2 separate regions of the Homo sapiens genome follow, and region 2 is linked to region 1. Evidence: chromatin contacts called from ENCODE Hi-C or POLR2A ChIA-PET data. All regions are on one chromosome and are shown on one strand. The core of a region is the stretch at or near the end of the contact, and the rest is flanking DNA. Distances in the headings are between cores, read along the strand shown. Region 1 holds the start of ADAM23 (ADAM metallopeptidase domain 23). Region 2 overlaps CMKLR2-AS (CMKLR2 antisense RNA).

The links. A loop is a pair of places that touch in the nucleus more often than their neighbours do. ChIA-PET counts read pairs that join two places held with the same protein, here RNA polymerase II (POLR2A). Pooled maps may share reads with other maps.
Region 2: a pooled map shows a loop between it and region 1 (3-fold over the local background). The contact joins the enhancer-like site here to the promoter of ADAM23 in region 1. A Hi-C loop is called at or near these places in 2 of 37 single-sample maps with no recorded cell type and 6 of 50 pooled maps. POLR2A ChIA-PET finds 5 or more read pairs at or near these places in 1 of 52 experiments (WTC11).

What each region holds. Positions count from the first base shown.
Region 1 is chr2:206,441,859-206,445,292 of GRCh38, forward strand. It overlaps ADAM23 (ADAM metallopeptidase domain 23), which reads left to right and starts at 1,674. Exons shown (of 26, transcript NM_003812.4): 1 at 1,674-2,222. The coding sequence starts at 2,009. RefSeq lists a silencer at 2,119-2,248.
Region 2 is chr2:206,244,351-206,247,784 of GRCh38, forward strand. The region is part of intron 2 of CMKLR2-AS (CMKLR2 antisense RNA); the gene reads left to right. Among named protein-coding and RNA genes, the nearest start is that of ZDBF2, 29 kb to the right of the region's middle. Within about 2 kb of position 1,726, at least 3 of the 41 ENCODE cell types and tissues checked have a DNase peak (open chromatin) inside an H3K27ac peak, as active enhancers do.

The DNA of each region.
Region 1 (3,434 bases), core at 424-2,923:
TCTCAGGCCCTTTTTCAGGATGCATATTGTGTCAAATATAAATTTGGAAAACCTAGCCAGAGAATACTTGACTTGAGGGAGACAACCCTAAGAACATTGACCTGCAGTGGGCACTCCGGTGGGGCTAGAGTGTTCACTAGCCTGCCCCAAGTGTGACTTCTGCTTGTGTGTATCACCCATTTCTTTATTCATTTAGTACATATTTTCCAAGCGATTTCTCTGTGCCTCAGACACTGTGTGAGGTCCTAGGGACACAATGGTGTGCAGAAGGGAAAACTGTTGTTGCCCTCACATGGGGGAGGTAGCAACAATTACAAATTTACAGGAATAAATATGTGATAATAATATCCTAGCTCAACATAGAAAGGAAGTTATCTCAGTATTTACCTAACAGTTTTGTAATGTGTGTGTGCGCGCGCGTATATGTCTTCTTCTTTTCTCTTTGTTAAGTGTGAGTGGAGAAGATGATGGCTAACACTGAGTTCTGTCATGGCCATGGCACTTTTATACCCACATTCTTTCTTTTAATCATGGAATTCTCCACCCCAGCCCTCACCCCGTGGATGTCGGAGTAAGACAACATTGTTATCACTCAGATTGTCATTGGGAGGGTGAATAAATGAATGCTTGCATTATGAGAGTTTGGGGGCAGAAATATGCCACAGACTCTTATCTGAAGCCATCAGATTTAGTGGCTGCGAACCCACCGAAGTCAGGGATTTACATTTTTTACAGCAACGAGAGAAAACTTCCCCTTTCCTCTGCAGAAGTCAGGACTGGATCTCAAAAATAGAAATGTGTCCTCCTAAATGTGTGCCCATCCCCGTGGTTGACAAACAACGGATTTCCCAAGATAGCTGCCACACACTTGGTTTCTAATCTCTGTATTGCTTCCCCGCCAGAATGTCGAAGTCCTTCCCGAATATGCCCAGTCATACTTTCTGAACTTTTGAGCAAACACCGTCCGGCTTCTTGTGCTTTCCTCAAAGACCCCAGGCACCGGCAGGGAGGACACAGGCCGGGGCAGAGCGCCCCTGCGCGGGGGATTCCTGCCACTCCGCGCCAGCCTGCGGCGCAAACGCTCTTCTCAGCCGCAGTCCCACCCGCTGCTGGCAATCTGAATGAGGAGCCGCGCTATTTTTACCTCCCCGGCTGCAATCCTTTATATTTACATGCAGGAAGCAAATATATAAGGGATTAAGAAGGAGATGCGTGGCCTTAGTTTATCCAGAGCAGGAAGAGGTTGGAATAGGAGAGGGTATGTGAAGTCTGGGGTGGTGGAAAAGGCAGGTGGACTTCGGCTGGTTGTTTTCTCCCGATCATCCCTGTCTCTGGCCTGGAAACCCCCGTACTCTCTTTCTTCTGGCTTATCCGTGACTGCCGGCTCCCCCTCCACCGCCCCCATCTTTTGAGGTACCACCCGTCACCTCCGATGCTGCTTGGGCTGCTGCATCACTCTGCTGCTTTACCCCCTTCCCCGCCCCCCAACAAAGCATGCGCAGTGCGTTCCGGGCCAGGCAACAGCAGCAGCACAGCATCCAGCAACAGCATCAGCACCCGAAGCCCCGCTCGGGCGCGCTCTCGGGGGGCGGGGCGCACGCCCGCTCCGCGCGTCCCCGCGCCGCTCGCTCCCGCGCGTCCCCGCGCCGCTCGCTCCCGCGCGCCGCCTCAGCATCCTCAGGCCCGGCGGCAGCCCCCGCAGTCGCTGAAGCGGCCGCGCCCGCCGGGGGAGGGAGTAGCCGCTGGGGAGGCTCCAAGTTGGCGGAGCGGCGAGGACCCCTGGACTCCTCTGCGTCCCGCCCCGGGAGTGGCTGCGAGGCTAGGCGAGCCGGGAAAGGGGGCGCCGCCCAGCCCCGAGCCCCGCGCCCCGTGCCCCGAGCCCGGAGCCCCCTGCCCGCCGCGGCACCATGCGCGCCGAGCCGGCGTGACCGGCTCCGCCCGCGGCCGCCCCGCAGCTAGCCCGGCGCTCTCGCCGGCCACACGGAGCGGCGCCCGGGAGCTATGAGCCATGAAGCCGCCCGGCAGCAGCTCGCGGCAGCCGCCCCTGGCGGGCTGCAGCCTTGCCGGCGCTTCCTGCGGCCCCCAACGCGGCCCCGCCGGCTCGGTGCCTGCCAGCGCCCCGGCCCGCACGCCGCCCTGCCGCCTGCTTCTCGTCCTTCTCCTGCTGCCTCCGCTCGCCGCCTCGTCCCGGCCCCGCGCCTGGGGGGCTGCTGCGCCCAGCGGTGGGTATGGCCCCGTGCCCTTTGCGTTGGCTTTCCCGCGGGGCCCTGCAGAGGAAAGCGAAGGGCGCGCGGGTCCGTGTGCTCCGGGCTTGTCCCCGGCTCGGCCTTTCCTTCCCTCCCTGCCTGTCTTTCCACCCTTCTCGTTCCCAAACCCCCATTCATCCCAGTTCACTTTTGGAAGTCCATTTCTGTTGCATTCGCGAAAAACCCATTCCAATTCTTGTTGGTTCCACTGGGAGGTGTTTAGTGGATCCTGGGTCCCTCAGCGATCTCTGTGCAACTTGCGGAGGGGCAACCAGTGGATGGGAAATACAGCGAGGGAGCAAGTTGCTACTTGCGTGGTGGAACCTTAATGTGAATGCGGGGAGGATGTAGTGATAATAGTGGTAATGGGCTGTTTCCTCAAATTTCGTATCCGGCGCATTCAGTGCGGTTGGAATTAAGGTGGGGGAGGCACACTTCGGGGACCAAAGAATTAAGGTGCTGAAGACATACTTCATGCACGACCTTTGGTTCTGATTTCTCAAAGTGCTTGTCATTATAATGAACAATTAATATAATACCATCTTCTATATATTGATGATTGGAAGTCACTGAAAGCAGAAAGCTGGCTTTGTCAGGAAAATAAAAAGAAATTGGGAAGCTGCCAGCATCTGTATCCCTACATGGCAAAGTATGTTTGCTCATCTTAAAGTTAAAAGAGAAGGGAATTGTCCATTTTGTTAAAAGAGTCGATTAATATTCGGTATCCATAAATTCAGTACTCAAGTTATCTTAGGAGCGTTCTTAGCTCTTGGATGGGATGCCACTAGGCAGAGTAGAGTTGTGCTTCTGTGGACTCAGAGAAGGGGTGGAGATCGGGGGCAGGACCCCTGAACATGTTCATTTAATGACTCTTCTTCCCTCAAGTTCATTCTACCCCCCCCCCAACACTTAGAAGTATAGATTTGAGTCTGACTAGAAATGTATATATAAGACATAAATCAAAATAAATAGTGCACAGTTGTATAAGCCTTATTGGCTATTTATTAACTTCTCCAGGCCATTTTATTGTTGAAATAACTTGCTTTACTCTAGCTCTACTTCTTAACTGCTTATAAATAGAAAACTTTGTGTTTGAAATTAAAGGAAAAATGCATTTTAGTGCTTATGTATTTATGGGGTAAATATGTGTGTGTTTGTGTATGTTTGTATTTTCTGCTCCCCCACCCC
Region 2 (3,434 bases), core at 476-2,975, 200 kb before region 1:
AATTTTACTTAATTATATAACTGAGAGTTGACAGAGCTTTTAAAAAAAATTAGCTTGTGCCATGTAAAAGTGCTGGTATTTGATCTTGACCATTTTTGACCTAACAAACTGGCAGTGTTTTATGCTTTGACATAAAACATGGATTAATTTAATAAAAATAGTTATATATACCAGGTGCGATGGCATGCCTGTAAGCCCAGCACTTTGTGAGGCCAAGGCAGGAGGATTGCTCACATCCAGAAGTTCAAGACTAGCCTTGACAATATAGCGAGACCTCGTCTCTCCAAAAAATCAGAACCTATCCAGGTATGGTGGTGTGTGCCTGTAGTCCTAGCTACTTGGGAGGCTAAAGTGGGAGGATCACTTGAGCCCAGGAGGTTGAGGCTACAGTGAGCTGTGATCATGCCACTACACTCAGCCTGGACGACAGAGTGAGACCCTGTCTCAAAAAAATAAAAAAATAACTCAAGAAGAGCTATATATATTTATATATGTAATATTTGACTTATTACATACAATTTGTCTTATTTCATATTTTATTTCTATACATAGTATAGTTCAGTATATTTAACATTAAAACCCTACTAAACATAGCATCATTTTGATGATTGAGAAAGCACTTCCTTCCTCATTCACTAGACATTCACTGAGCACCTATTATGTTTCCAGCACTCTGCTCCTAGCTGAGATACAAGGATGAGTAAAATATATGTCTTGCCCTTGACTTTCTCAGTTTAGTAAGGGAGATGAACACCTTAAAAGATGATTACGCAGAGAGACTGTGTGTACAGGGGTTAAGAAGGAAGGCCCTGAGGTCAGACAAACCCAGATGTTTAGTCTGGTCTTCACCACTTTTGCTAAGGGCCAAAGCTCTTTTAGCCTTGTGGAAATAATAACAGTACCTCCCAGGATTCTTGTGAGAGTTAAATGTGACAATGCACATGAAGTTGCTTAGCATTGTACTGTACTTAACAAGTACTCAGGAAATGCTGAGTATTACTGTATGTGTTAAGTGCTATTTACATAATTAGATGTGGTTGGTACTTGCTTCCTTTGAGTGGAGTTAGGTCAACTGGTTTTAATGATAAGCAACACATGACAGTGACAATGGTTTCTAGTGAACTATAGTGAACTCCTCGTAGTAGTTTAGAGAAAAATCTCATCATCTTTCCCTGGAAATGAGACCTGTTATCAATCAAAAGTGCTGGTCTAAGGAAGTGACTGAACAGATTGAACATACCTCTCAGGAGTGGGGCTGGCTTTTCTAGGTACTCAACATTCTTTTAACGCTTTTGATTAAAAAAAAAAAAAAAAAAAAAAAGGGCTGGGCGCTGTGGCTCAGGCCTGTAATCCGGCTCAGGCCTGTAATCCCAGCATTTTGGGAGGCCGAGGCAGGTGAATCATGAGATCAGGGGATCGAGACCATCCTGGCTAACACAGTGAAACCCCGTCTCTACTAAAAATACAAAAAAATTAGCCAGGCGTGGTGGCGGGCAGTTGGCAGGTGCCTGTACTCCCAGCTACTCGGGAGGCTGAGACAGGAGAATGGCATGAACCCAGGAGGCAGAGCTTGCAGTGAGCCGAGATCGCGCCACTGCACTCCAGCCTGGGTGACAGAGTGAGACTCCATCTCAAAAAAAAAAAAAAAAAAAAGAAAAGAGGAACTGAAACAGGAACTAATAGATTTAACAGATTTGATGATAATTAAGACTTAAATTCTTTTCTCCAGTTCACGTTTGTGTTCTCACACAAAGTAGTTATTGCCAAGATGCCCAGGCACATGAATGCCTTTATCCAAACTTACTGAATAGTCTTTCCTTCAATAAATACTATTGAGCCTTACTGTTTGCCAGGCACTGTGCTAGGCTCTGGGAGTATGAAGGTAAGCAAAACCACAGGCTGGTGGCAGAGACAGACATTCATGAAATAAGCCTCCCCATACATAATAATAGTTGCTCTAAGTGAGAAGTTTAGAGCAGGGGCCCTGATTTAGGCTGGGGCATAGGTTTGTAGAGGCAGGGAAGAGTTCATTTAGGGAAGTAACATCTAAAAATACCACTTACCCTTTAGAAGAGCTGGCGATTTTCTCTCTCTTTTTTTTTTTTTTTTTTTTTTTGAGACAGAGTCTTGCTCTGTTGCCCAGGCTAAAGCTCAATGGTGCAATCTCGGCTCAGTACAACCTCCGCCTCCCGGGTTCAAGCCATTCTCCTGCCTCAGCCTCCCAAGTAGCTGGGATTACAGGCGCCCACCACCACGCCCAGCTAATTTTTGTATTTTTTAGTAGAGACAGGGTTTCACCATCTTGGCCAGGCTGGTCTTGAACTCCTGACCTTGTGATCCACACCCCCACCCTTGGCCTCCCAAAGTGCTGGGATTACAGGAGTGAGCCACCGTGCCCGGCTGATTTTCTCTTTAATTCCAAAGCCGCCAGCAAGTTCAGGAGATAAAAGCTTAGTCAAATAAATTTTTGGTTACCATATGGAAAATGTCATGTTGATATAAATTATTTATTCTATCACCCAACTATATTGATAACATTAAACATGGCCTTTCTATCTGTCATTCTGCCCCAATGAGACTTTCATTTCTTTAACATTATACAAAGTAAAATCATCTACCTCTGGAATGATTTTATCATTATTAACACACATATACATGCATACTTATTTATGGTTCTTTATATGCACTAAAGAAGCTGGGAAAATTTTAGAAGATAGTAAAATGAAATGGTTCTTCCTTTCTTGTCTGGGAGGGGCTCCTTGCTCTGGAATGATACTTCATATATAAATACAGTGTTTCTCCGTGGTCTTCCTTTTGGATTTTTGGAGGTTGGATGGGAAGGGCTGAATTTCGGCACACACTGAAAACAGCTTATCTTGTAGGAGGGATTATAATATCCCAAACATTGTATATAAGTGGCATTTTGAGATTTCCTCAGAAATGTATTAAAAACAGAGAGAAAAAAATGATTGTAGCAAGTATTCAGCCATTTTACCTTTTTATTCAAATATTTAGCAATTTCTTGGGCTTCTAGTAATTTAGTGATCAATGGCTCCAATCAGAGAGTTCATTCACAGGAATATTCACACTCATTTGTTTCAGCCTTAAATAAATAAAGGTTGATTTTTTAAAAGAGGCTGTCTTCTAGGTATTGCAAGTGGAATCTGCTCATATTGATTGGGTTGCTCTTCAGTAATTTCCTACAGCATGCACATCTCTTCCTTTTTATGTTTTTCTCAAGCAATCAGTAAATAACGTATTCATCAAACTTAAGAGAGTGTCCCAACAGAATTTCGTTGGAAAAGCTGGGTTTCTTTCTTGCTGAGGTATACAGTTGATGAGTTCTTTAGCCAGTTGGATTATAGCAGCTCAGTGAGATCATAGAAAGTAACCTGGTTATGTTGTACTGATATTCATCACAGGAAATGAACTCA